3 separate regions of the Homo sapiens genome follow, and all the other regions are linked to region 3. A link is an interaction called in ENCODE POLR2A ChIA-PET data of the cell type or tissue named here. Cell type or tissue: HepG2. All regions are shown on one strand. Each heading gives the region's core, and the rest is flanking DNA. Links, peaks and the distances in the headings are about the cores only.

What was found. ChIA-PET counts read pairs that join two places held together with the same protein. Peaks named below come from ENCODE experiments on the same cell type or tissue, not always from the same donor. Only the 100,000 strongest peaks of a DNase experiment are listed, where the experiment ranks them.
Region 1: POLR2A ChIA-PET joins it to region 3 with 8 read pairs; 3 of 35 experiments call an interaction of 5 or more read pairs at or near these places.
Region 2: POLR2A ChIA-PET joins it to region 3 with 5 read pairs; 1 of 35 experiments calls an interaction of 5 or more read pairs at or near these places.

Annotation. Positions count from the first base shown.
Region 1 is chr7:96,677,850-96,689,010 of GRCh38, forward strand. SEM1 (SEM1 26S proteasome subunit) reads right to left here. Exons shown (of 3, transcript NM_006304.2): 3 at 10,913-11,117. The coding sequence ends at 11,075. Among named protein-coding and RNA genes, the nearest start is that of SEM1, 26 kb to the right of the region's middle. In HepG2, for the core only: no CTCF peak of the experiment used is centred there; no DNase peak of the experiment used is centred there.
Region 2 is chr7:96,122,281-96,130,595 of GRCh38, forward strand. The region is part of intron 15 of SLC25A13 (solute carrier family 25 member 13); the gene reads right to left. It also overlaps the pseudogene CYCSP18. Among named protein-coding and RNA genes, the nearest start is that of MIR591, 93 kb to the right of the region's middle. In HepG2, for the core only: no CTCF peak of the experiment used is centred there; a DNase peak (open chromatin) is centred at 4,311.
Region 3 is chr7:97,000,213-97,011,373 of GRCh38, forward strand. It overlaps DLX6 (distal-less homeobox 6), which reads left to right and starts at 5,341. Exons shown (of 3, transcript NM_005222.4): 1 at 5,341-6,201; 2 at 7,426-7,619; 3 at 9,584-10,828. The coding sequence starts at 5,766. The coding sequence ends at 9,835. The region is part of intron 1 of DLX6-AS1 (DLX6 antisense RNA 1); the gene reads right to left. RefSeq lists enhancers at 1,319-2,028, 4,058-4,779 and a silencer at 6,092-6,191. In HepG2, for the core only: a CTCF peak has its summit at 6,210; DNase peaks (open chromatin) are centred at 5,289 and 6,179; H3K4me3 peaks cover 3,108 bases.

The sequences.
Region 1 (11,161 bases), core at 2,910-6,909, 320 kb before region 3:
TTTCCCAGTAGCCAAGATAAAACCAATGTCCACTATGGTATTTAAAAAGAAGTTTTCACCCTAAAGTCCAGGAGCAATCTACTTAACTTGCATTAACAATCATCACATAAAGCACACATACGTTTTTCATATGTGAACTAACAGACTACTTTCAGTGAATACAATGCCTGACGCTTGGTAGCTGCTCAATAAATATTTGTTGAATGAATAAATTTCTTTTGCAATGTTATTTGTTCTCATCCTTTCTTTATGCCATTTATGTTTCCTAATATCTAGCAAATATTCCATATTCAAAATTGGTGAAATAGAACCTCTAAAAGAGAAATCTCAGTGCAGTGAGAAGAGTACCCAATTTGATTCATTTCTTGATTCTGCCCAATGTGACCTTGGGGACGGGTCACAATGGCTTTGAGGTTATTTCTTCATCTGTAAAATGAAGTGGTAGAGGTAGATGCTTTTTAAGCATCCATCCAATTCTATAAGTCTAACATCATGGTCACAAATATATAGATGACAGAGACTCAGAAAACTTAGGAAAAATGTTTATAATTTTCACAGTATGAAGTGGTTGTACCCTGAATCTGGACAGAAAGTAAAACCTAACTTACTTGGTAGTATTTAGGAGAAATTGCCAGTAATGTAGAACATCTAGATCACTGTTATCAAACTTTAAAAGAAAGGCAGCAGAATCAAGTTTTCAAATGAAATCGTATGCTGAATTCCAATGTCTAAAACAAATAAAAGTCAAACTATTCTGACTGAAACAAAAGAGGGTTGCCTAGAGCCTCATACTCACACCCTTTCCCACAATTTCCTGGGAACACCATTTGACATCACTCATTTAATTCCTGATTGACTATTCCTAAATTTTTCTGTACCTTGAAATAGTTTTAAAATGAGATATCAAGTTTAATTTGGATAAGAAAAATTAAGAAAAAAGCTTTACATGGAAAAATAAAAGTATATATGCTCTCTTTCAGAGTCAGTTGACTTAAAGACAATTTTATTAGTCTACAACAATAAATTTTAATTTGTAAAGCAAAATAAAATCTAGCAGCACTGTTTGATACAATAGTCTTGGTCTAGTCCCTACATTATGAACTAGTATTATATAGACTTGTATCAAATGGTGAAAACTTAGCTTCCAAAACGAGACTTATTTAACAAGTTAAATATAAAATATGAAGAAACTTCTTCAATATATAAATCAATAGCTTTAATTTTTTTAACTGTCTTACTTAAGAGGAATGATGTATATGTCCCTGAAACCAAAGTAATTTTGCATATGCCTTTTTTAATCACCAAAGAAGTAATTGTTGAAAGATAGTAAAAGACATAAACACACATTGTCATCTCTGTGGCTCATTGTAGTGGCCTTATTAGCTTTAGCAAAAAGAAGCAATTGTTCTTCTCATAAAATCAGTATCCTGTCCATTCCACTACTTTGAAATATCATCATCAAAATCATTAAGACACATCCTATTAACTTGGACCATGGATTTCTATACATAAAATACCAACCGGGAGTCTTTGTTTTTGAGTACGAGTTTTGAAAAATTAAAACATCTTTGTTAAATCTTTATTTATGAACCCTAACATAGACAAAAGCACATCATTTATACCTTAAATAAGGGATTAATCTTGGTGATCGATTTGTTGAAGTTATTGAGCTTTAATGATGCCATTATTTTTAATCAAAGCAAAAAGCTATGAAGATTTTTCTGAAAGACATTTCACCATAGGCAGCAATAAAAAAGTATATTTCTTAGTCATTAGTGATCTGATTGACCTCTTTTGCCAGGACATAAGGTTTAAATTGTCTAGATACAACCAATTAGATATGAAATGGCTTATTACACAGATTTGTGACTCACAATCAAGAAGAAAGGCAAAGCCCATCTCCCATTGTTATAAAAGGTCTCTACTGTTTCCTAATCTATGCTGATTCTGCCAATCATTCTTCTGATCTCTTGATTCAATGGTTTTAAGATTCACTTTATAGCAAATATTTAAGACACACCAAGTGATGTAGCAGATGTGCTTGGTGCCCTGCCCTTATTTCTTCATCATTTACCACTTCCACGCAGGAAAGCTCCACTTTCAGCTGCCAGCGACTGTAATTCTGTCTGAATACTTTCTGTGGTAGCCAGAGCCTACTCTGCCCACACATGGGTCATACCAGAAGATACTGGGGGATTTTCCTGAGTAACTCTCAACCAATGACTGACGAGTTGATAAATACTCTGACTCCCCTCCCCTAGGACAGGATAACTCTAAGATATGTTGTATATAGCCTCCTAGAGTTCCCAGGTGGAACTGAAGTCGAATTCCCTATGGTGTAACTTGCTAGATATACACTCTTTTTTAGCTTCTCTCTCTTTCCTGACTCACTTCCCCACTCCCCTAGTACTTCTGTAATAAAATACTCACATTTGAATCCTTATCTCTATTCTAAGTTGCTTCTGAGACAACCCACAGTAAGACAAGGGGATATAAACATGAATACAATGGGAGTTCTACTTTTAAGGAATACAGTCTATAACAGAAAACCATTAATAAACACAACCAACAACAAAAAGAGTAACTAAGAGGAGAAATACACAATGTTACATTGTAAACAGGGGTGTGCCGGCCCAGGCAAAGATGATAATCTAGAGTTTTAAATGTGTTGTGCACTACTGGAATGTTAGCTAATGGTTCTTCCTGTAACTCTAAATATTATCCTCATCAGTGAAAAGTGGCAAGACTTTCTCTAATAGTCACCTAGTCTAAGAAAGTCGTCTTACAAGGGTAACAAAGAGGGTAGGAGTATAAGCTTTCTTCAATTTCATGACAGCTAAAGAGGAATCAGAATAACATTATAGCGATTCTACCTGACCAGTGAATTAAAACTACGGTTAATATAAAATGGAATTTATCCTTGTATCAACCTTTTTGACAACCCATCAACCCTCAAGGCAAATATGTGGAGAGCAAAATGAAATCAATATTCTGGCCATTGTTTGTCATTAGTTTCTGACACACAAGGAGTTGGCTATTGCAATGCAACAGCAGTGAACAAAAAATCAGGCAGTATTGGAGAGCAATTTTTAGGAGGTCGTGTTGTAGAATAATCAAGTAGATACCTTAGCTTAAATGATCAGGGAAGGCCTGACTTAAGAGGATGAGGAGGGCAAGCATCCCAGGGAACAACTGGTGCAAAATCACCTAGCCTTTCCATGTTCAAGCAACTGCATGTAGTTTAATCACTTTTTGCTTGGGTGATATATCTTTGATTTACTCTTCAGAAGTGATCAAAATATGACAATACTGAAAATCAAGTGGTGTGTGTCAATAAGATTGGCAGGAGCCAGACTACATTGGGCTTTACAAGTAGTTTAGATTTTATGCTGCTTTTAAGAAGCACTGACAGCATTTGAGGAAAATGGTGACATGATCTAAATTTCAACAATGCGGTGTTTTTTCTAGAATAGATTATAGGGCAGAAAGAGTAGAAGTAGGGAGACTGGCTAGGTAATAATTGCAGTAAATCCTAATAAGCAACAGTGATAGTACTAATAATAGTAGTGGGAGTAGATAGATTCTTAATTTATCAGTTAAGCTGTTTCTGGGTACAAGTAACAAAACACCCAACCTAAGATTTCTTAAATAAGGACGTTTGGTTTTAGGTCTTACGTTTAAGTCTTTAATCCATCTTGAGTTAATTTTTGTGTAAGGTGTAAGGAAGGGATCCAGTTTCAGCTTTCTATGTATGGCTAGCCAGTTTTCCCAACACCATTTATTAAATAAGGAATCCTTTCCCCATTGCTTGTTTTTGTCAGGCTTGTCAAAGATCAGATGGTTGTAGATGTGTGGTGTTATTTCTGAGGCCTCTGTTCTGTTCCATTGGTTTACATATCTGTTTTGGTACCAGTACCATGCTGTTTTGGTTACTGTAGCCTTGTAGTATAGTTTGAAGCCAGGTAGTGTGATGCCTCCAGCTTTGTTCTTTTTGCTTAGGATTGTCTTGGCTATGCAGGCTCTTTTTTGGTTTCATATGAAATTTAAAGTAGGTTTTTCCAATTCTATGAAGAAAGTCAATGGTAGTTTGATGGGAACAGCATTGAATCTGTAAATTACTTTGGGCAGTATGGCCATTTTCACGATATTGATTCTTCCAATCTATGAGGATGGAATGTTTTTCCATTTGTTTGTGTCCTCTCTTATTTCCTTGAGCAGTGGTTTGTAGTTCTCCTTGAAGAGGTCCTTCACACCCCTTGTAAATTGTAGTCCTAGGTATTTTATTCTCTTTGTAGCAATTGTGAATGGGTGTTCACTCATGATTTCGCTCTCTTTTTGTCTGTTCTTGGTGTATAGGAATGCTTGTGATTTTTGCACATTGATTATGTATCCTGATACTTTGCTTAAGTTGCTTATCAGCTTAAGGAGATTTTGGGTTGAGACAATGGGGTTTTCTAAATATACAACCATGTCATCTACAAACAGAGACAATTTGACTTCCTCTCTTCCTATGTGAATACCCTTTATTTCTTTCTCTTGCCTGATTGCCCTGGCCAGAACTTCCAATACTACGTTGAATAGGAGTGGTGAGAGAGGTCATCCTTGTCTTGTACCGGTTTTCAAAGGGGATGCTTCCAGTTTTTGCCCATTCAGTATGACATTGGCTGTGGGTTTGTCATAAATAGCTCTTACTATTTTGAGACGTAAAACCATAAAAACCCTAAAAGAAAACCTAGGCGATAACATTCAGGACACAGGCATGAACAAAGGCTTCATGACTAAAACACCAAAGAAATGGCAACAAAAGCCAGAACTGACAAATGGGATCTAATCAAACCAAAGAGCTTCTGCACAGCAAAAGAAACTATCATCAGAGTGAACAGGTAACCTACAGAATGGGAGAAAATGTTTGCAATCTGTCCATCTGACAAAGGATACATTGTATCCTTTGTCTATCTTTGGATAGATAAAATATCCAGACTCTACAAAGAACTTAAACAAATTTACAAGAAAAAAACAAACAGCCCCATCAAGAAGTGGGCAAAGGATATGAACAAATACTTCTCAAAAGAAGACATTTATGCAGCCAACAAACATATGAAAAAGTGCTCTTTATCACTGGTCATTAGAGAAATGCAAATCAAAACCACAATGAGATACCACCTCATGCCAGTTAGAATGGCGATCATTAAAAAGTCAGGAAACAACAGATGCTGGAGAGGATGTAGAAATAGGAACGCTTTTACACTGTTGGTGGGAATGTAAATTAGTTCAAACATTGTGGAAGACAGTGTGGCGATTCCTCAAGGATATAGAACTAGAAATACTTGAAACAAGGATATAGAACTAGAAATACTAGAAAAGTGGGTGAATGATATGAACAGACACTTCTCAGAAGAAGACATTTATACAGCCAACAAACATATTTAAAAAAAGCTCATCATCACTAGTCATTAGAGAAATGTAAATCAAAACCACAGTGAGATACCATCTCATGCCAGTTTGAATGATGATCACTAAAAAGTCAGGAAACAACAGATGCCAGAGAGGATGTGGAGAAATAGGAACACTTTTACACTGTTGGTGGGACTGTAAATTAGTTCAACCATTGTGGAAGTCAGTGTGGCGATTCCTCAAGGATCTAGAACCAGAAATACCATTTGGCCCAGCAATCCCATTACTGGGTATATACCCAAAGGATTATAAATCATTCTATAAAGCCACATGCACACGTATGTTTATTGCAGCACTGTTCACAACAGCAAAGACTTGGAACCAACCCAAATGGCCATCAATGATAGACTGGATAAAGAAAATGTGGCACATATACACCATGGAATACTATGCAGCCATAAAAAGGATGAGTTTATGTCCTCTGCAGGGACATGGAGGAAGCTGGAAACCATCATTCTCAGCAAACTAACACAAGAACAGAAAACCAAACACCGCATGTTTTCACTCATAAGTGGAAGTTGAACAGTGAGAATACATGGACACAGGGAGGAGATCACACACTGGAGTCTGTCAGGGGGTGGCGGACTAGGGGAGGGATAGCATTAGGAGAAATACCTAATGTAGATGATGGGTTGATGGGTCAGCAAACCACAATGGCACATGTATACCTATGTAACAAACTTGCACATTCTGCACATGTAACTCAGAACTTAAAGTATAATTAAAAAAAATTAAAAATAAGGACGTTTGTAGGCTTGTTTTACAGGAGGCCTTGTCCTAGAGCAAGTTCAATGACATCATCAAAGAATCCTCTTCCAGACTTTCTAATCTTCACCCTCAAACTGCAATAGTTGTTATATGACTGTCACTAGCAATTGAGACTACATGCTCCCTTATTTATATTTGGAGGGAAAGGCTGGCTTTGTGTGCTATTTTATGAAGCAGGATTTTTCTCTGCCAGATGCTTCTAGCCCCACTTTTGATTCATTGCCCCAAATTTATTTAAAGCTGTCCATCCTTGTATCCAATCACTTGTACGGGGCACGGGATTACTAAGATTGGCTTAAGATGAAACACACCCCACCCTGAGCTGGGAATGGTGTTGGCTTGCCTTGTGAAAGAAGGCTTGGCCCATGTGAAAGAAAGATGGATATCTAACCGTTTGGGGGGCGGGGGAGGCAGGGGAGATGAGGATTCATTAGGAAAGGGGAAGGGAAGAATGGAAAAGGCAAGCACTGTACTAACTACATGAAATATGCATTTGAGGCAGAGTTGATAGGGCTCACCAATGGATTGGATATTGGGAGAACAGAAGATTCAATAAGTTTCTATATTTTTGGCTTAAACAATTGGGTTGAATGTGGGTCTATTTACTGAGGTGGGGAAGACTGGAGGAAAGATCAGGTTTGAGAAGGATAATGAAGGGTTCTCTTCTCATCAAGTTAATTTTAACTCAGACATGGAGAGGTAATCAAGTTGTTAGTTGAATATATGAGATTAGAGTTTCAGGGAGAGGTCAAAACAGGAGATTTGGAATCATACATGTGGAATTGGTTTAAAAGCAACTGACACTGGTGAGATTACTAAAGAGAACATATGGATACAGCAAGAAGTAAACTCAGGACACTTAAAGGCAGAGTGCAATAGGAGCCATTAAGGTAGCTGGAAAATCCAAGGCCAGTCCCCCAGCATCATGTGTATGGGTGGAATGAGGGTGGTGCTAATTGTCAGCTCTCTGCCAAGTGGGTGGGATGTGTTACCTCTCTCAAAATGGGAAGTGTGGAACAGGAAGGATATAAATGTTTAAAAATATACAGTGCAGACGACAACATGCTGTAGAAAGCATTATTAATATAACATTCAATCTTTCAAAAGGGACTTGGCTCATTATGATAGTCCTCTAAACTTTTAGTGGGAATAGGATGGACATGCCATCCCCTACAGCAATTCTATGCCAAGGCCTAATGAAAAATGCTGACCATTATTACATCTACAATTTCATTTCAAACAGAACTGAATTTTGGAAAATAATTATGAAAAATTATAGGGGAAAAAAGGGAGTCATTGCTAACAGAAACATTTATGTCTGTATCAATAAAAACTTCTACCATGGAGTAAATTTGCAGCAAACTTCATTTTTTCTGTGTAGCTACTCAACTAAAATTTAAGGAGCATTTATGTAAGACTATATTAAGTGCTGTTGAAAGAGAAACCCTAAGTTGTGCAGAATAGTCCCTTCCATTGAAGACGTTTTTTGTTTCGTTTTGTTTGGAACCACTTCCTGAGTGACTATGGGCAAATTATTCAGCATCTTGGTGCTTTTCTTCATATATGAAATGTACATGATAACATTACCTATCTCAGGGTTGTTGTGAAGATTAACACATATAAATAGCTGAGAACAACGTCTGGTACATAGTAAGCATCAGTTATTAAGGGGAGGTAAGGCAACTCCCATATAAGTGGTAGCATGGCTCAGTAAAAAAAAAAAAAAAAAAATTGATTGATTACCACCACTATATTATCACATGCTAATCTTCAGCTCAGCCCTGCAGGGATTCTTTCCATTTTATAGAACAGGAAAACTGTTAATAGGCTGTTCTGAAACTTAACACACAACTAATAAGTGGTCTAATTATGAGTCAAACCTTGAAGTAACATCAGAACTCATGCACTTTCCAAAATATCTGCAAGAAACCCAAGAGTCCGGAAACCTAGATTCTAGCTCTGTATATGCCACCTATTAGCTGTTGCAATCCTGGGCCCTTTTACTTCCTAACTTACTCTGAGACTGTTTTCTATTTGACAAAATTGTTTACAATAAACAGGCCTCTCCTCCCTGCTTCACAGGGTGGGTCACTGTGAAGGTCAAATGAGAGAAATCTACAAATTGTAAAATTTCAAATAATAATTTTTTTCATCTGCCTGACTAATCTCCTTTCCTACTTCAGATGTGTTTTTATCATCCTGATGTCAAATACCAATTTTCGGGTACCCAATCCTTAACAACTACTACCTAAATTTTGATATTTAATTAAGGACAAAACACTGGATAACTACAAATAACCCATTAAAGCCTCTGCTCAACTCCTATGAGGTTTCAAAATTATACCTCAATAATTTAAAATCATCACATTAAGTGGCCATCATTCAGGCCATCACTTAATACTGTCAGTAATCTGACACTGTTAGGGTGACCACATCCTGTAACCACAGACCAAAATATTGAGAAAATGCACATCAAAATACTTCTTAGCATGTTACAACATCAACATAGCTGCCTGTGCTTCATTATATTTATAAAAATATCACTTACCTTATACAAAAATTAATTCAAGATGGATTAAAGACTTAAATATTAGACCTAAAACCATAAAAACCCTAGAAGAAAACCTAGGCATTAACATTCAGGACATAGGCATGGGCAAGGACTTCATGTCTAAAACACCAAAAGCAATGGCAACAAAAGCCAAAATTGACAAATGGGATCTAATTAAACTAAAGAGCTTCTGCACAGCAAAACAAACTACCATCACAGTGAACAGGCAACCTACAGAATGGGAGAAAATTTTTGCAACCTACTCATCTGACAAAGGGCTAATATCCAGAATCTACAATGAACTCAAACAAATTTACAAGAAAAAAACAAACCCCATCAAAAAGTGGGTGAAGGATATGAACAGACACTTCTCAAAAGAAGACATTTATGCAGCCAAAAGACACACGAAAAAATGCTCATCATCACTAGCCATCAGAAAAACGCAAATCAAAACCACAATGAGATACCATCTCACACCAGTTAGAATGGCAATCATTAAAAAGTCAGGAAACAACAGGTGCTGGAGAGGATGTGGAGAAACAGGAACACTTTTACACTGTTGGTGGGACGGTAAACTAGTTCAACCATTGTGGAAGTCAGTGTGGCGATTCCTCAGGGATCTAGAACTAGAAATACCATTTGACCCAGCCATCCCATTACTGGGTATAGACCCAAAGGACTATAAATTATGCTGCTATAAAGACACATGCACACGTATGTTTATTGCAGCACTATTCACAATAGCAAAGACTTGGAACCAACCCAAATGTCCAGCGATAGACTGGATTAAGAAAACGTGGCACATATACACCATGGAATACTATGCAGCCATAAAAAATGATGAGTTCATGTCCTTTGTAGGGACATGGATGAAATTGGAAATCATCATTCTCAGTAAACTATCGCAAGGACAAAAAACCAAACACCGCATGTTCTCACTCATAGATGGGAATTGAACAATGAGAACACATGGACACAGGAAGGGGAACATCACACTCTGGGGACTGTTGTGGGGTGGGGAGAGGGGGGAGGGATAGCATTAAGAGATATACCTAATGCTAAATGACGAGTTAATGGGTGCAGCACACCAGCATGGCACATGTATACATATGTAACTAACCTGCACATTGTGCACATGTACCCTAAAACTTAAAGTATAATAATAATTTAAAAAAAAAGAAAAAAAGTATCACTTATCCATTCAAAACTTTTATACTTTCCAAAGTTCTTTGGTGTTCCTTATTCCATTTGATCATCTAGCAGTTCCGTTAGGCAGGCAAGGTAGGTTTATGCTTGTCTTAAAAACAGAAACATATTTATGCTCAAAATCATTTTGAAGTATAACTTGTATTTCAGGCCACCAACCCCTATTTTGGTATCTGCACTGCATTGTTACATAAATTTTACATTTGAAATTACTCAACACTACAGATTGATTGTAGTTCTTAGTAACAACATTTACATTTGAAAATATTCCTAAAAAATACCCCGTACATTTAAGTCATCACAAAGAATCCTTTACAAACCAAATTAAATCTCCCATTCACAAAAGTGATGTGGCAACAGCTATCACTCTGTGAAAACTCAGTTGTACTAAATGAGCCTGCTATGTAGTACCTGAAAATATGCACTTGTTGATAAAGTATCTTGAGCCCACTTCCTCAATTTTAATAGAAGACACCATTCTTACTGTGATTAAACTACTTTGGACTTTAAGTACCAATAATACGCTAACAACCATTAATAATATTATTAATGGCTCAGGAACTAAGTAAATTACAGCAATTTAAAATGATTAATATTTTTAAAACACAGGTTTTGAAAGGTCACCTTATAAATGTCAGCAAATGTTGCCTAAGCTATCAAAATACAGAAGAGATTAAGGTTCAATGTGATGTAAAAGAAATTCCTTATAAAATAGAAGTAACAATTAATTGATGTGGTTTAAGAAAAGTACTGAATTGGGAATCAGGTGAAATCTACTCCAGATCATTTAACCTGAGCCTCACTCAGTTAACATTAAAAAAAAAAAAGAAAATTTCATAATATGAAATTTTACTATCTATATATAATAAGGTTTTGGAAAATCATGACAAGAAAATTGATTAGAAGCAAAAGATTAAGACTTCTGAACCAAACCAAGATTATATCAAAACATTTATTTTTTGTGTTACAAAAACACAAATAAATCCAAGCAGATAATGAAATAAACACATTTTTTTAGTGTCCCATCCTGGGTTCTCTGCCCTAGAATGTATTAAGCAGGTCAAGTTTAGGTTACTTCAACACTTCTTCTGGATGCTATGAAGTCTCCATCTTATAACCATGTTTCTCTAGTTCAGCTCTAAGATAAAACAGAAAGAACATCACTAGGTATTCTTTATAATA
Region 2 (8,315 bases), core at 1,903-5,902, 880 kb before region 3:
TATCAATAACACTACTTCAAGTGGTTGAGAATAAGTGGAGAAAGCGGTTTTCTTTTCTTTTTCTTTCCTGTTGAAATCAAAAACTTGCGAAGTTATTAGGTCCGATTTTTCAGAGGTGAAGCTTGTTATGCGTTTCCTCTTCATGGTCTTCTGTGGCTGCTGGCAGTCACAGGAGGTGCTTTCTCTCACACATTCAACCACCCCCTACTCTCCAAACCCCAACCTCTCCAGTTACACCAGAAAAAGACTTTACTGATATCTAAAAAACACTATGTGTGTTGGGGGGTGGGAGGTGGAGGTTTCGGGGAGGGGGTGAAATTGGGAGAAGGAGACTCCTACAGATAACACTTTAGGATTTCTTTTCCCTAAGACTGACATCTCCAGAAAAATATTTGACAGAAAGCTTAAAATTTATACTGGCTGATAATCAATGAAAAAGGAACAACAACAACAACAGAAAACCCTCCCAAAGTTACCAATGGGAAATTTTTCTACAGTCACTGTATCCAAAATAGGGCAGTGCATGTTTAGATTTTTTAAAAGCGAGACTGTACTCAGAAGACACTGTCTCTTATGGTTTTATTACTTTTCCATTATGAACTTATTCCAAACCAAATTGGTCAAATGCAGATGCATAAATCTCCTTTGCTTTTTTTAAGGCTTAATAATTCTGTAAGAATTTCTGTCCAAACCAACATGGTCTGGCTCACAACTACATTTCATCCTTCTAACAGACAGCTTTAAAGTTACAGTGAGTTGGAAGGGGGGTGTAAATCTGCATACTACACGCTTCCATTTATATTACTGAAGGAGTATCTCTTCCATCTTTACCTAGCTCCTCAAACATTAATCTCAAGAGGTTTTATAAAATACATCACAATTCTGCATGCAAAAAGCTCACTTTATATCCAGTGCTTCACTGGATAAGTCATACTGAAATTCCTGTTCATTTGTAGGAATTATTTTAACTTTGGGCCAGGAATTTATCCTCCAACATAATGGAAGGAAACAAGAAAAATGCTTAGAAACCCACTGTGTTCACACCACCGATTTTGTTTTACTTCCTGGTTTAGAAAGAGTTTAGCAAGACAGCCTGCTTTAGACATGCAATAAAAGCCGCCTTGCAATGGTGGGCAGGCATGTCAGACTGTGACTGTGAAAGACATACAAGCAATAAAATGGGCAAAAAGTTCCCTTTGGCTAGGGTAATTTTCATAAACTCTTCTTTGTTATGAAAATAGAGGTACTGGGGGTGAAGGAAGCAGGTATGAAAGACACCTAGTAAGTTGCCTGGCAAAACTGATAGGAGTTGTGGCGAATGCTAGAATATGGCAACTTGAACATAACTCCCATCATCTCCATTGTCAGCTCCAGTTTCTCCTAGGCAGGTATCTGGTAAGGCCTAAAAGGAATTTTGGACATCTTGGTGGACAGGAGATTTCCAGTGTGAGGATTTGCTAAGTTAACCTGGAGAACTGCACCAGGCTGCCCTAAAGCAAGGCTGGGAAAGCAGCAGATACTGGCAAGAACTTGGCCACCAGAGAGCTGTTGATTTTGGGGGCCAGGGTTGGCAGGGACGTCTGGTAGATCTGCCTGCTCTCTTCTGGATTCCAAAAGGCTAAGCCAATGCTGATCAAGTGGTCTGAATTTTCTCTATTCCTAAAGACAGGGGAGCAAGAGGAGACTGGGAAACAGAGATGCTTCCTCTAGGTCCCTCAGCAGGAAAGGGACTGGCAGGCTGCCTGATTCTTCAATGACAAGACAAACACAGAGACCCAGGGGCCATCCACCACCTCTGTGACAGGAGTAACTTGGGGCATGTCTCAACCAATTAAAAAATTACAAGTCTTCAAAGGGGGCCCAGCTAGAGTAGAATATAATTTACAACAAAAAGAAAACATGACTGGCAAAATACAGCTTTAGGGCACAAGTCATCGTTAATTTTTATAAATATCCCATTTATATTTATAAGGAAAGTGCTTTTCTTTTTATTGAATACAAAGGTTAATATCTATTTATTTTGGATCAAGGCTGTTTTCCAAATCCCCTTTGCATCTCTATCTATATTATCTACTTAATACGTCAGCTTCTAAAAGCAGTGTGATAAAGTTTTTCATCAGGTATGAGAAAATATCGCATTTTCTTCATACTTTGAAGCTGAGAGATGACATTATACATTGATATTACATAGAAATTGATGGCGTCTTCATAGTGAATTTTATCTTTTATAAAATATGCCTGTGTGCTTCTGAACGCTATTTAAAACCTTGAATTCCATTCAGTATGGCATTAATATTGCTACTTGCTTATTGTTGATATTTGCCTGGTACATATTTTTCAATCAGCTGTCTTTCAATCTTTCTATGTCACTGTTTTATGAAACTTCATATGACTAGATTTTCTTTCAAAACTCATCTTAAAGTGTTTGTTATTACTAGGGGTACTGAATTCATTTACAGTGCTTGTGACTACTAGACTTATTTCTGCCATCCTATATTATGCTATTTTCTCTGCTTCCAGTTATTTCCCTTTTGATCCCCACCACTTCCCTGACTAAATATATTTAAACGTTACATGCATTTGTTATATAGGTGTACATTTACAACAGGTGCAATTAATTAGCATTTGCATCCTCCAGCAAGGGGAGGACTTTGGCGCACTGGCACTTTTGTCCTTCCTTTCATTTGTCAGTCTCCCAAAAACCAACCATTCTTGCATGAATACATATACCAAAGTCAGCAATAATGGAGACCTACCACAGGTTTAACTTCTATTTGCTGTTTCATATATCCTACATTTTCCTCCTTCTTAATTCACTTTTTTTTTTTGAGACTGAGTTTTGCTCTTGATGCCCAGGCTGGGGCTGCGCACGATCTTGGCTCACTGCAACCTCCGCCTCCCAGGCTCAAGTGATTCTCCTGCCTCAGCCTCCTGAGTAGCTGGGATTACAGGTGTGCACCAGCACGCCCGGCTATTTTTTGTATTTTTAGTAGTAGAGACAGGGTTTCACCATGTTGACCAGGCTGGTCTCGAACTCCTGACCTCAGGTAATCCGCCCACCTTGGCCTCCCAAAGTGCTGGAATTACAGGCATGAGCTACTGTGCTGGGCCCTTAAATTCACTTTTTAATTGCTTCAGAGAAGGTCTGTGGGGAAGAAAGCTTTGAGTCCTTGCATGTGAAAAACTAACTTTAGTTTTGCCTTCCCCCTCCTGAGTGTTAGTGTGCCCAGGAACATAATTACGACTCAAGACATCCTTTCCTTGGGATTTTGAAAGTATCCAGTATTACAGATAAGAAGATGAGAAGTCAATCTTCTATTGATTCATTTTCTATTCTCCTTTTCCTTATTACTTTTCCCTAGGGAACTCCTATGAAACAGATGTTAGATTTCCAAGATTAATTCTACCTGTATCTTAAATTTTCTCTCCTTTTCTATCTCTATATTATTGCTACACATTACATTCTAGAGGGGTTTTTTTTTTTTTGCATGTCTTTATTTTCCACATGTCTAAATTTGGTCTTTGATCATATCCATTATATCATTCAGAACTAACGCTTGATATTTAATTATGGCAGTTCTTCTATTACTTTTCAAGAAAGCTTCTTTACTGATTATTTCTTTCAAATCTCTCTGAGGACTCTAATTAATTATATTAATTAATTATAGTTCTTAAAAGTTGTCTTCTGTCCCCTGAATTGCCTGTTTTCTCTCTAATTCTTCTGTTCACTTACTTTGTTGCTCCTTCATGGCTGGGGATCTCTGGTTGTCTATTGATATTATTCAAGTTCAAAGGATAGGCTGATTAGTATTATATACAAATGTTGTGGGTGACTTCTACCATATTCTAGGTATGCTTCACCCACAGGTCTCTCTCCTGAATGGGAGGGTCTATGGGCTTTGTGTAACTGGGTGCAAGGGGTTAGGATATGCTGGCAGGGTGTGGACCCTCCGAACTGCTGAAATGTAGGGAACTTCACTTTGGGGGTAGAAGAATTTATTTTAAATCCTTAATTCTTCTTGGGAAAAGCTGCCATCACTTTATTTTTTCCTGCATCTGTGGTAGAAGTCTTGAATTACCTTAAGTCCTGCCCTACTTTCTGTCCATTCCTTACACTTATCCTCTCTAGGGAAGTGGTCTCTTTCTTTAAAATTGAGCTCTGAGCTTTTAACTTGGATACAACTGTCTCCTGAAGCTCCATATGAAAACCAGGAGAGAGCTCCAAGCCTGGCAATCCTGAAGAAAGTATAGTTGCCTAACTCATGTTAATGATTTACCCTAAAACCTCCACCTCCACCCCAGGCATTCTATTCTTCACTCAAAGGTTAACATTCTCCAGTTCAGCCCTTGCATTAGAGGTAGTTTCTCCTGCTGTGTTTTGGACTGGGGCATCTCTCAGTCCAGTTTCAGAGTCAATATGGCTATTTCCTTTCTGCTGAGGGCCAGATTAGCATTTTCTAGTGCCAATAAAGAATTTTTTAAAAATGCATTTCCTGACATTTTAAGGTATTTGGGAAGACAGGAGAGATGGATGAATATGCTCAGTCTATTGTCTTGATTCAATTTCTTCATTACTTTTTTTAAGGGTTTAAGGACTGGTTTTAAACTATTATAACTTAAGCTTTATGTCCACATAATTAACAAATTTGTACCAACAGTAGTTTTCTCATAATACACAATCTAATGTTTGCAAAAGCATCATGATCACACATGTATAACACACTTCCACTTCTGTGTACTGGAACAGCTTTTAAAGGTATTTCTGTATTACAACTTAATCTCAAGCTAATTAATTCAAAGGTGAGACCATCATTACAGTTTGACTTGTTCCTCTATCTTATCACTCTGATAAAAATCATCTGGTATGATAGAGCATTCTATAAAATTTGAGTATTAGATATATTTTATTTGATATCATTCACAAGGTGTATTGAAATGCCCTTCATTAATGATAAAGCACCATGTTAATTATAGATAATTAGAATTTGATTTCTTAATTTCAGGACCCCCGCTTCGGTCTTCACTTTCTGACAAAGCTGATGTACTTTGGCCAATGAACATGAATTCAAATATTGGTTAGTCTTGTTCTATCTTGTGAAATAACGGAGTAGATGTTCCAGTATTTAAATATAGTCCCAGTTTATAACTAGATACATGAACAAAACAAAAACAAAAACACCAAAACCCAACATTCTCTAGGTGAGGATACCAATAACCACTTTTGCTAAAAAGCTACATATTACTAAAACAATCTAACCTCAAGGCTAATCAAATTTTTGGAAAGAAAACAGTGAGATAACATTACTGAATAATTGAAATTATTATCTAAACATAGAAAGCGTGGTCATATTCATTTAATCACAGGTCCATATTATTTATAATAGGCTGATGTTCAGCAAAAAATATTTTATGTATAAGTGATCAATTTAAATATGGTACATATAAAAATAGCCATGAGACATTTTTGTTTTATAAGTTAGAGGCCAACAATTATTCATTGTAGTTGCCTGAAACTCCATCTAAAAAGGAGGATTTTTGTATTTTGAAAGAAGCTTTTCTCCTATTAAATACTTTCTGGGATTCTCTGAATACCATGTATCCTCTCCCTAAGAAATGCCTTTGCTCTTCTTGGCAACCACAAAGGGAATGTGGGGGCCTGATCCGTCCTCCACCCAACAGCCCATTCAGGATTAGTGCACATTTGTGCTTGCTCACTGCCCTTCTTGGGGTTGCACGGGGCACACTTCTGACAAAAGTCTTGCCCTTCTCCACACTGAACTCAGCTCTGCCTGAGCATCTCAGCAAGGTTCCACACTCAGCCCTGCTCACCCCATGACATCACTCCTGCTCACTGGATATAGATTTTTTATGTTTATTTTATAACAAAATGCATTACTAATCTTTTTTCCTAATTCTAATATACTTCTTAGACATTTTAATTTTGATTTTCAGGTAAATAATCATTTATAAATAATGACTGCTTCCTTTCTTCTTTTATTTATGCCTTTTACTTTATTTTACCATGCTGACTGGAACCTCCAAAATATGGCTGAATAACAAAGATGAGAGAGACATCCTTGTCTTATTCCTAACTTTAATTGGAATGGTAACTATGACATTGACCACTGGCTTCTGATATCTGTTATTAAATTAAGAAAGTAGCTTACTTCGCATTACACAGTTTTTATAGTTTTGTAGAATACACAAAGACCATCAAGCTTTGTAGCTTATTCACTCTTTGAAGACTAAAATCAACAGGGCAAACTCGGTATTTTCCCATTTTACCAGAAACGGGGGATCAGGAGGAAGGTGGATAATAATAGGAAAGTCAATGCTCTTTAGGACAAATACCTAATGCATGCGGGGCTTAAAACCTAGATGATGGCTTGATGGGTGCAGCAAACCACCATGGCACTTGTATAACTATGTAACAAACCTGCGCATTCTGCACATGTATCCCAGAACTTAAAGTATAATAATAATAATAATAATAATAATAATAATAATAATAATAATAAAAGTCAATGCTCTATAGTAAGTGAGGCAGCCAGTTCCCAAAATGGCCCTCAAAGATCTGCACCCTTGTGACATTCACGCCTCTGCTTCTCTATCATCTTGAGGTGAAGTCATAGAAGACACTGCAGCTTCTGCCTTGCTTGCTCTCTCTCTCTCTCTCTCTCTCTCTCTCTCTCTCTCTCTCTCAGACTTTGCTCTGGGGAATCTACTGCCATGTTGTGAGGGTATCCAAGTTGACCAATGGAGAGGCCCACATGACAAGGAACTGAGGCCTCCTGTCAACAGCTATGTCATTGAGCCATCTTGAAAGTGGCTTCTCCAATGTCAGTCAAGCCTGGCTGCTACTGTGACTGCAACTTCATGATAGACCTGGTGCCAGAGGCACCCAGTGAGCTGCTTCTACCCCACACCTGTTTCCTGACTCACAGAAACTGTGAGAAAATAAATATTAGTTGTGTTAAGCTGATTAAGTTTTGAGGGAATTTGGCATGCAGTAATAGATAACAAATACAGAAGGCATTTATAAAGACAACAGGATGGCAAGAGGGCTGAACTAACATCACCACAGGGATGCCAACTACTTAAAACTCTCAAGAATAATGGGTCAATGACCGAAAAACAACCATGCTTTTTACCAACAAACTCACTTCAGATAATCTATTTCTCTTAAAAAAAAATAACTGATTCAACATAGGGGAAAAAGCATACTACTAGCTATTTAAAATTTTTTGGAAAAAATTAAAGTATCTAAAATTGAGAAATACATAAGATGCAGCAATTAGAAACTATGTTCGGAAAGTTTTAAATAATATGTAATAAAATTACTATTATGGAACATTTTTGAATACTTACTATATATCAGGCACTATTTTAATCTTTTCATCTATTAATTCACTTAATTCTCATAATAATCTTGTAAGGTAAGACTATTCTTATCTCCAAATACAGATGGAGAAATGGCAGAGAGGGAATGAATAATGTGTGTGGTTCACACAGGGTGGAAACACTGGAATTTGAACATTGGTAGTCTGACCCCACAGGCACATGTCATTAACTACTTTGCCATGATGGGTAACAATGCTTAAGACACAACCTTAAGTGAAAACTATCTATACAAAGTGTGATTACAGCTCTGTGAAAAACCTGAATAGGAAAAATGAGTAAAAATGTTAAATAGCAATTATCTTAGAGTAGTGAAATAATGAATAATATTTTTGTTATTTGCCTGTTCTAGTACTTTTCAAATATTTTATAATGAGTAATATTAGTTTCAAAATCATTTAAAAAAGGAGAAAAATAAACCTTAAATGAAAAAAAATCTCACCAGTCATTTCTATAGCTCTGGTAGAATGGATTACCTCCACAGAGACAGAATCGTTTCTGGGTACCTGTCTTCTCCAAGAAAAGAGTTAAAGATGGTATTTTTATGGTGTGAGGAAAGTGAGGCTTAGGAAAGAGTCCTAGACCTTGATCTGAGCTCTACTACTTAACTTCTAATTTCACAACTTATTTTTTGGAGTGATTTACAGACAGATTCTTTTGGATTCAATGTAATACTTGGCTAATGTTTATTGAGCATTTACTGTATGCTAAGAACTATGCCAAGTCTTTCACATGGATCCTCTCATTTGAGCCTCACACACACTCTGTAGCAGGTGCAGTTGTGATCTCCATTTATAGCTGAGGAAACCAAAGCTTACAAGAAGTGAAGTAACTTGCCCAAGGTCACACATTAATAAGTGGTACTCAGTTATTCTCATTAGGTCCTACCTTATTTCAAGTAAATAATTTGAAATAAA
Region 3 (11,161 bases), core at 3,764-7,763:
TGTTATAACAAGAGGACCAACATGATAGCAAGGGGATGTTTTCATCCCAGGTTTTCCTGAAGAGTTGTCCCAAGCAGGGCTGTCCTTTAATGTTAGGCATTTTCTGTGACCTTGCTATTGTTACTGCTGATGAAGCGATGAAGGAATTAAACAGAAGATGCTTGGAGGCATTTAGGAAGACAGCTATATTAACTCCTTATTATGCCTAAAAATAGTCTACTGTTTCCTGTTGATACTTGTTCCCTACCACTATAAGGCTGTATTTATCCTCCAATGGTCAGGGGTCCCTGCTTTCCAAAGACTGGCTTGCTTAAAGCTGACTTCTAACACCCCCTCCCTTCTCCCTTTGCTCTGATATATTTCCCATCAGGGCAAATATGGAGAGCTCAACCTTAGCATAGCCTACAGATTGAAAAGACAGACATCAGCATTTAACTTGTTTTATTCTAAGTGTTTAAACATTGTTGAGTCCTTTTTTTCCTGGGCTTAGAGAAAGAGGAGTGTTTTTGTATTAGGAGTGGGGTCCTATGCTTGTTAAAAGAGAAAAAAGAGAGAGGATTTGAGGGGAGAGGGCAGACAAGCAGACCGACCTCTGTATACAATCCTAAAATTAGGGAAGGTAGAAACATGCGCTGCTTTTCCCCTAAATCAATTCTGGGCACAGCACATCAGCTCCCTCTATTAAGAAAGCCTTGGGTGCTCACACACTTGGGAATGGAGTCATGGAGAAGGCAAATGATGTTTAGTTTGAGAAGCTGGTTAGCTTTGTTTTCATAATTCCACTGGACTCCAAGTTTGAAAATGCCTGGAGCAGGAGCCTGTAGGTTGGGACATGCATAGTTAACATTCTCCAAATTGGACAGTCTTGAAAAACTCTGTGAAGCCCCCTGTGGGAGCCAGTGTCATGTCAGAGTTTTCTAACTGGCTATTCTTGGGACCTATGACTAGAGAGATGAGGAAAATGTTATCCCCAAACTTAAGTGAGACTCTTTCTAAACATGGGGTAAACTGAGGCCACTTTTTAACTGGATTTGGGGGCATCTAAGAGAGAAGGGTGTTAATATGGACAATACAGCTTATCACCACAGACAAGAACACCAATGTTTCCTTGTATAGACTGATACTTTTGCAACTCCTGAAGATGCCATCACTGGCAAGAGGCAGCTCCCATGTGCCCCAGAGCTTTCACTGTTGTCTGTGTGTTGGGGGAGGGGAGAAAGTCGTGCGGGTTACCAGGATATCAGGCACCCTTTCCTTACATACATACACAAACAGAGTTTTACAGTATATTGAATGAGGAAAAGACTAGCAAGTTTTTTTTTTCTTCACCAATGTCTCCCGTTGAGAAGGGGCTATGTAAGTCAATACTGAGTAATTTCTTTGAATTCAAAGGCTATTTATCCAGGTCTAATTTCTTTAGAATTAAAGTGATAACTGAGCTCAACTTAGCAACCAAACCCATCCAGGTCCTGCCTGGTTTGAATGTACTTCTACAGCCCGTGAGGCTGCAAAACCACTTCGGGCACCCCAAAGCATTTCCAGGCCTACATGCGTGAGCAAACACCGGTCCAGACCAGGAACAGCAGGAGATTCTTTGACCCAAGAGCCCATTCCTCCAACAGTGGCCTCCGGCAGACCCGGGAGGTCTTGTGTTGGCAATACACAAGCATTTCTCTCTAAATAACATTGACACTCGCAATACAAATTCCAACATCTCAACACCTTAAAAAGCAAAAAGCAGCTTAGGCCTCAAATCCTGCCTAGTGAATATGACCCTCACTTACTACAAGCCCTAAAAGAGCCTTAGGGCTCCTACTCCAGATTGCAGGGTTTACTTTTATTTTGAATGATAAAGACTTCGAGGGCCTTGCCCGCCCTCCTCCTCCCACCCGCAAGGGTTGGCCCGCGTTCCCCTGCGGGCGAGACAAAGAAGCAGGAGCCAGGACCCGGCTGGCGCCTAACCCGGCGCCGGGGCCTTGAGCCCCTGAGGTGTGCGCCTTCCTGCAAGGCCCCAAAGAACCCGAGTTTTTGCCCCTTGCTGAAGGGTTGGAAGTGCGGGCTGGACTAGTGCAAACAAGAGTGACTCCAACCGCCTTACTTCAGCTCATTACCGTCACCCATGAAAACGGAATGAAGGACTGGGAAGCCAATCTGCCGCGTTCAATTGGAGAGAAATGACTGTCGGAAGAGGCCCTGCGGTAAATAGCCTCTGAGCCGCGAACTCTATGCGCCGTGGCCGGTGGCAGAGGCCACACCTGGCAGCCACTCGTGGCGCGCCACCTTGGCATGTTGTGTGCGGGTCACACTATCTCCAGTTTTCCATTCTCGATACTGGCAGGAAAGTCTGATAGTCAGGCCTGAAGTTTAGATTCCATCCCGCAAGCGCAGAGATATCACACCAAGTGGGACCTCTCGCTCGTTCCACTTCCCAGCCCCTGACTGTCTCTGAGCTCAGACTGGGTCGCCCAGCAGGTTTCAGCAGGACCTTTACCATGCACCACAACTACCACCTCAGTGCAGCTGCTTCACTGGAACAGAGTGCAAGGATTTTAGCCACTAACTATTAGGGGAAGGTTGAGAGCCCTGAAGCTACAACCCGGACAATCCCAGCCTTCCCGGCTTCCTCAGCAATCAAACAAATGAGAAAAAAAAATCCCCTTGCAAGTAGAGGCAGCTGCACTCTGGATACAGTGCTCAATTGCAGGGACCTTCCGAGGCCCTGCCACGACATACTCTAATTGGGGTGCAGCCAGAGTTGCAGGAAGCTGGCGAGGAAAGCGGTGCACCTGTGAGCATAAAGCGAAAAACATAGACAAGCACAGGGTGAGGGTGTAGGGGGTGAAACGCCTTCACGGTGTTAACAACAAGCTGCAGGGTATAAAGCAATAAAACTGCCACGTCTACCTGCTGGTATTGAGGACATTACAAACAGTCTCGGCGCGCAGCCCGCGTGTACCGAGAGCGCACTAGGGTTGGGAGTGGGAAGGTGGGGTGGGAAATCTTCTCTTTTCCTGACATTCCCTTCTGTCCCCCACCCCCCACATCTCCCCCTTACTTAGCCCACCTTTCTTTTTCCATGAAGCTTTTCTGTTGTTGTTTTAATTCATTGCCGATTTGTAAACGTGTAGATCGTGTTACTGGTTCGCGTGTTAAAGTGCACCTCTTGTTAAAAGGTGGGGAACAGGGCACGCCACTTAAAAATGAATTCAGAGTTACTGAACCGGCTCCCCAGACTCAAGAACTTAAGCGCAACGGGCTGGGAAAAGGAGGGGGAGAGGAGCGCAAACGCCGCTGACCTGGGAACTCGGAGGAAACTCGCGGGCAGCGAGCTTCAGGTCTTCTGATACATTGAAGGAAAGAAAGAAAGACAGAAAAAGAAAAAAACAAACTGTCCTGGAGATAGCTAGACATCCAGGGCTGGGAGCTGGGAAAATCAATTGGCATAAGCCGCTGCCGGCGGGCTTCGCGCAACGTAAAAAATAAAGTCCAAGCTGCTCCATCTGCAGCCACCCTTTTCTGGAGTTAAAGGGGCAAGCGGCACCTTTTCTCTATTTCTCAGTTTCCTTCGGTCCTGTAACTTATGGAGTCCAGAAGAAGTAGGATATACAGAAGTCCTCAGTAGTTTTCCCAAAGGGAGACACTGTCTCCTTCCCGCAACCTCCAGACACTGCAGTACAGGGTTGTTAGATATTAGATAGTACGTTTCTCCGTGTGGGCAAAGGCTCGCGGCTTAGGTCTCTAAGCAGATCGAAAGTCGGGGTCCAGACCGAGAGGATCTTCAGGTCTCGTCCACCCAATCTCAAGCCTCTGGAAGGGCGGGCTGCCGGCGACCTCCTCCAGTCCCGGGACCCGGAACCCGGGACCCTGGACGCCGGTGCGGGCGGGCCTGCCCTCCTCTGTGCCTGGCCCCCAGTCTGGCCCTCCTACCTGTTGACCAGGCCTGAACCACGCACCGGGGCTCCGCTGTCTCTGCTTGGCTGCCTTAACCTGCGTGGGTCTGGAGACCGGAGGGAGAAAGGCTAGATCCGCAGCCTTGGGCTGCTCCGAACTTAATGTCTTTCCCCAGTCCATCTTTGAAAGAGAAGTGGTTCTACCACCTGGATGTGCGGATATAAATCCCCTTGCAAATAATAAATGGATTAATAATAACAAGGTATGAAGTTCTTTTTATAGAAAAAAAGGAGAGAATTGAAACTAAATGCGGCAGTTAGACAACCATTTTGATAAGAGGATAATTGAGGCGACACTGGTGTATAATTAGAGGATAATTTATGCTATATCCACTTTTATTCCACCTCCCAAAATAAACCCAGTCCATAATCATTACAGGCAAATTGTTCTGAATTTTATAGCAGCAATTTGAACAAAGTACTGCAGTTAATCATGGGAGATTTTTGTGTATTCCTGATTAGAACTCTAATTGCCTCCTTCCAGAAAGTAAAAATAACTGTAAAACGACTCTATTTTTATCATTAACAATGTTGACAATAAAATAAAATCAATTGGAATTGTAATCGAGAGACAAATTTAGGACGAAGGCACTTTTACTTGGGTAGTTTATATTGTAATCAAGATTTGCCAAACCACTAACCGCATGTATCATTTGCATATATTTGAAAGCATTACAGTAGCTTCTGTTTTCAATAGGAAAAAATGCATTACTGTCAGTCCTCCAACGATTCGTTTTCAGAACACGCTGCTGCGTTCTGAAAAGAAAAAAAAGACGCCCCCCCCCCCCACAACCTTTTGTACAATATATAAGAAATACGGCCTGAAACGGCAGGGACCGAGCCAGAACAGGGTCTGATTTTTCTTTTTCTGTACCACCCCCCAGTGGGGTGGAGCCCAGGTGTGAGGGTTCGTCTTCCTTCTGTGGTTTCAATAAAATACGTCTAGAAAAATCCACGGTGACAAGGAGCTCCCACAAGAGTGTAGTAGGACCAGAGTGGCAGGGACGTCAAGAAAGGGGGGCCTGGATTTAATGCGGGGGTGGGGTCACTGCTTCTAAGCACAGGCAACCTACAAGGGTGCAAAGGGATTGAAAGAGAGCAGCCCCCAGTTGGCTGTTTCAAGGCTGAGATATTGGCAACTGGGGCTCCGGGATTTGGGGCACGAGCTGCGGCGGGAAGCATCGGCGGCCGGCCGGGCAGAGGCGCCTCCCTCCCCAACGGCCCCGGGCGCCACACAGCGCGGCCCCCGGCTGCAGCTCCGGCTGGGATTGGAACTGCGGAAGGTAGGCGAAGAACTCTGCAAGTCGCGCACACGCCAGTAGAAGCCGTGCGCCTGTGACGTCAGGGGGCGACTGACCAATGGGGAGGCACTGCCCTTTGGAGACAAACCATTCGACTCGTGGCGTCTGCATCAAGTCTGAAAGCAGACGCGCAACTTTCGCAGAATCCACCTTAAAATCTCTGCCTTAAACTGCACCAGCCCCCAAAAAATCCAAGGGGGGAAAGCAGGCGGGGGGAGAGCAGATTCCCCCCTCCCCCTCTCCTCTCCCATCCCTCCTCCTTCCTCCTCCCTTTGAGTTAACAAGGCCCCGCTCACTATATCTCTTTATATTAAATATATATATATATTAGAGAAGAGCGAGGGAGAGGGAGAACCACCTCCACCCCCCTCTTTAAATTCTTTTTTTTTTTTTTTTTTTTTTTTGCAAGGATCCAAAGAGCTAAGGTGGCTGCAGAGGGGAGAGCGGCGCGAGCCAAGTGGGGGAGGGTGGAGGAAACCCGGGAGAAGGCTTTCTCCAGCCCCCAAAGTTTTTGATGATGACCATGACTACGATGGCTGACGGCTTGGAAGGCCAGGACTCGTCCAAATCCGCCTTCATGGAGTTCGGGCAGCAGCAGCAGCAGCAGCAGCAACAGCAGCAGCAGCAGCAGCAGCAACAGCAACAGCCGCCGCCGCCGCCGCCGCCGCCGCCGCAGCCGCACTCGCAGCAGAGCTCCCCGGCCATGGCAGGCGCGCACTACCCTCTGCACTGCCTGCACTCGGCGGCGGCGGCGGCAGCGGCCGGCTCGCACCACCACCACCACCACCAGCACCACCACCACGGCTCGCCCTACGCGTCGGGCGGAGGGAACTCCTACAACCACCGCTCGCTCGCCGCCTACCCCTACATGAGCCACTCGCAGCACAGCCCTTACCTCCAGTCCTACCACAACAGCAGCGCAGCCGCCCAGACGCGAGGGGACGACACAGGTGAGAGGCCGCTGGGGCAGCTCGCTTCTCCCGCCTCCCGACTGCCCCCTACCCCGCCCGCCCGCTCACTTCCTCGACGCCCGGGCCTCCGCCGGCCCCCTCCCCCAGGCGGCCCCGCGCGCCCTTGGCCGGGCCCCGTGCGCGCCCGCTCGCCTGGCGCCTGCCTGCCGGCCTCTCCCAGCCGGGCCCCTTCCCGCCGCCGCGGACCCTCAGCTTCCGACGCGCAGTTCGGGCTGAGTCCCGGGCCCGGCGCAGGCTTCGTTCGACGAGTTAGTCCACACTGCGCTCTCCAGCCTCCTGGGTCTGTGCGCCCTTTTCCTTGCTCCTTCCCTCCAGGCTGTAACCCACGTTTGACCCGGCTGGGGACATTTCTGGGCCGGAACTGGGGAGCGTGTTTTGCTTCCCAGCCCACGCTGGGCAGGCAGTGGCCTACTTTGCGTGGGGCGCCCCGTGCTCCTCAGTGACTCGGAGGGAAGCTGGCCTGGCTTTCGCTCTGGTTAAACTAGTAACAGTCAGGCTCTTTCCAGTGGGCTTTAAAGTGTCCCTCACCTTCATCCCTGACCGGGCCCCCTATCTAGCTTTTCGCTACAGTGTTGGCTGCTCCTTTGTTCGTGGAGGGGAAGCAAAGAACCTCGGGCTGATGGTTCTCAGCACCCGAGGGGGACAAAGTTGCCGTGAGAGGCGCAGCCTGCTCGTGGGCTGGTCTGAGCTGTTGGTTGTGTTTTGTTTGAGGATTTGGTCCTCCTCAGGAGAGTCATTTCAAAACATGCCGAGGATGCTTGATGCACTGAGCTTGGAGCTGGTGACATCAAGTCAACTGGCCGCGTAAACACCTGGGTGGCTCAAGCACAGCTTCAGGTACTGTTAAGCCGGGCACAGGGGCCCCGCTCCGCCCGGACAGCTGCCGCCTTGCTGCGCTGCGCACCCCAGAGAGCCTCCGGCACCGCCTCCGCTGCGGCAAAGCGGGCTGTTTGTCTGAGGGCCTCTGGCGCTCCCTTGGCCCAGACGCTGCACATTGTTCGGGCCAGGGACTGGGTCAAGGAGATTACGCAGACGCTGGGAGCACACGGGCAGAGTGGACCAAGAGAGGTCGGGGCATCATAGGGATTTTTCGAGGTAACCCTTATTGGGCTTTGGGGAGACTCGTTGCATGCCACGCCAGGAGCAGGGAGATGGCAGCAGTAGCCTCCCGGGTGACCGCTCCTCTGTATTATTTGCTTACAGATCAACAAAAAACTACAGTGATTGAAAACGGGGAAATCAGGTTCAATGGAAAAGGGAAAAAGATTCGGAAGCCTCGGACCATTTATTCCAGCCTGCAGCTCCAGGCTTTAAACCATCGCTTTCAGCAGACACAGTATCTGGCCCTTCCAGAGAGAGCCGAACTGGCAGCTTCCTTAGGACTGACACAAACACAGGTAATTCCCGAGAAGCCCAAGTATCCCTGAAATGCTGGTACCGCTTGCAGATCGGGCAGGGAGCACATCAGGAGGAATTGTTGGCCTAGTCAACCAAGGATGGAAGGAGCTTAATGACAAATGCCTTTTGCTCCAGTTATGCACTTTCCTGGGACAACACAGTTTGGAATGAATGACCTGGTATTGAATACTGGATTGGATTTGCACATCCTCCCAACCCTCGGCGACCCCACCCCAGCCTAGAATCCTTTTGTGACCAAACTCATAATTCAATTGAGTGTTATTCCAGAGCAGAACAACATGAAAGAGAACAAACATTTAGGAGAAAAAGGTGTACAAGCCAGGAGGCAGAATAAGGTTCAACTTTTTTAAGGATCCTTTTGTAGGCCCTGGGAACTAATAAGGTTTTCAACCCATTGACACAGAAAGAAAACTTGTGAAATGAACTAAGAAAAAACAAAGTAGGCATAGGTTCCAATGAGGTTTAGTAAAGGCTCCAAAGTGCAATCTATTTATCCTAGGAGTGTCAAGGTGGGTTTTTCTGAAGATTTCCCTAAGCACGGTGGTTAAGTCATCTGGGTGACAGACTGATGTGGTCTGAGCTGCCTCCCTGGAGCACAGGACTTGGGTGCAGTGGCAGAGTTGGAGATCAAAGAGAAATGTTACCAAAATTGTAACAGGTGAAGCCACAGTTAAGTACAGTTACTGAAGTTCTCCCATCCTACTAATTTGAAAGCCATAGAAGGCATTTCAGATTTCACAAGAAGGAGCTTAGGTGAGTATATTAGGACCCTGGTCAAAAAGCCAGGCTGCAATCACCTGCAGTTTTTGTTGATTAATTTACCTACATGGAGTAAGTAGGCCTCATCTGATGTAGGTAATCTTCAGCAAGGGGACCTCAGGTTTTATGAGACTGTTGCTGCAGACTGATTGTGTGTTGACTTAAGACAGTTGTTCCTTAAGCTCTTTTTCAATTTAGCCTGTTTTCTCTTTCCATATTGCTATTCATAATATTTGGGGTTTGATATGAAGGGATTCCGGCTATTCAGTGACTTGTATGCGTCTTGAAAAAGTAGATTCTTATGGCTAGGGAATTTTAAAGGTAAAGGAAGCTGCACCATAAAATTTCCTTCTTCAAATAAAGTAGATCTGAAATGTTGGCCTAGATATGCTCCCATCCCAGATTCCCGATTCACGTTTAATTTTCAGAAGCCCTTTGACTTTTAATTACTATACTAACAATCATGTGATGATCCTTGACCACAGTTTGACTAGGCAACATACAAAATAGGGAATGAAGGAGCTGCAGTCCTTAATCCCTGCAAGGTTATGGGGATATATTTATGTCTGGAGAAAGATGCTTCATGTATAATCTATGGCATATGCAATATATGCATAGATATATTCAAGGCATTTAGTTATAAATGTACAGGCTTTAATTCCTTCAGTCATTTGCTCCTTGTACCTTTATAGAGATAACAGCTTTTGGGTATCTCTATGCATGTACACGGAGAAAATGACTGTGTAAAATAGTTATTTTACATAGACTAAATTTACATTACTAAATTTTATGTAAAATGACAAGACTTTCAGAGGAGGTGCATTCAATTGAATGGCTTTGATTTGAAAGGGCTGCTTTTAAAAATCCTTTAGGCTTTGGACCTGGTCATCTCATTCAGCTTTTTCTTATTTATACTGTTGTTTTAAACCTACGCTAGCACGCAATTCTAGAATTACAATAACTTTAGGTATCCAGGCAAGATACCTAGTATGTTGTAGGAAGTGGGACTGTAAGAGGCTAGAAAGAGGTGGAAGGAGGCGGGGACTTGGCTTGTAGGCGTTGGCGGTGGTTGTTTTTTGTTTTTTGTTTTTTTGCTTTTTTAATATTGCTTCTAAATCCCTGAGTGACGTTAGAGGCACTGGTTTGATGTTTATGGGCCTAATGATTGCTGCATTTCTTGCAGGTGAAGATATGGTTTCAGAACAAACGCTCTAAGTTTAAGAAACTGCTGAAGCAGGGCAGTAATCCTCATGAGAGCGACCCCCTCCAGGGCTCGGCGGCCCTGTCGCCACGCTCGCCAGCGCTGCCTCCAGTCTGGGACGTTTCTGCCTCGGCCAAGGGTGTCAGTATGCCCCCCAACAGCTACATGCCTGGCTATTCTCACTGGTACTCCTCTCCACACCAGGACACGATGCAGAGACCACAGATGATGTGAGTTGCCCAAGGGAACACCCTAGGGAAACGTCTGAACAAGGAAAAGAGGATCCGGGACCTGCTTGTATCTGCGAAAAGGAGCCAAAGGAGCAGGCTTAGGAGAGCTCATAAGTGTGGCAAGAAGCCGACTAGGCTCATTCTCTCTCCCTCTCTCTCTCTCTCCCTCTCCTTTCTTTTTACTTCTTCCTTTCCTCCATTCCTTCTTTCTTTCCTTTTCCTTTCTACCTTTCTTTTCTTTTTGCCTTTCACCTTTTTTCTCATTTACCTTCTCTCTTGAGCAACGTCAGTAATTGATCTTGCATCTCAGAGAGAGAGAAAGAGCATGTGTGAGAGAGAAACTGGTTTCTATGCCAGCACTCCTGAAACCCCTTACTGTAAGGATATTTTCTCTTACCCCTTGGGATCCAGGCTCTGAGTCTCTTCTCTTTGGGAGTATCCATCAAAATGACTTTTTTTAAAAACAGATTTTCCCCCAACCAGAAGAATCTGCACAAACTTGGCAGCGTTTTTACTTGTTTAATGAGTTTAAGACATTACATGGTGAAAGAGAAGCATTTTGGACTCCTGCATTTTTATTTACCATTCCCAGACTGACGAGAAAAAGAAAATTCCTCACATAACAGCCCTTCTCTAAAGAAAAAGGAAAAAGTGGCTGTAAGATTAGAACATTGCTACAAAGGGAATGCTGCATGTTTTATCAAAATGCAATGACCAGGAATGATGGTTGATTAAAAAAAAACAAAACAAAAACCACTCTTTCCCCACCCCACCCCCCCAAACCCTGAACTGGAATCAGGAAAGACGGAGGAAACAATCAAAATCACCATTCTATTGCTTTGACACCTTTACTAGGTGAATTGGTGGCATTCACAAAGCTAATAGGGACGTTTATATCAAGAAACATTTCTGTATATATTGTTGAATTTTAGTTGTACATATACTTTGTATGTTTTTGTCTTCTTTCATATATGGAGTAAAAGCCACAAAACGCTGAGTGTCTTGTATATTTCTCTCTCTGTGTGTCTCTGTCCCTCTCTTTCCTCCCTCCTCCCTCACTTCCCTTCCCCCCATTAAATTTTCTATCACCCTTAAAAAAATTCCTATTTCCTAATATGGGAAGTCATATGTATATATATGAACATCAAGTGCCTGCAAAGATGTCAGTTTGCACACTAGCCTTTGTCTTAGGTAGTTTAACATTAACCATGGATGTTCTTTCAACTTTCTTTACATATTACGTTTTTATTGTAATTTCTACACATTTACCTATGTTTTAAACATTAGAATGACCTATCCTCAAGTTAACTTCTAGACATCACAGTAGTTT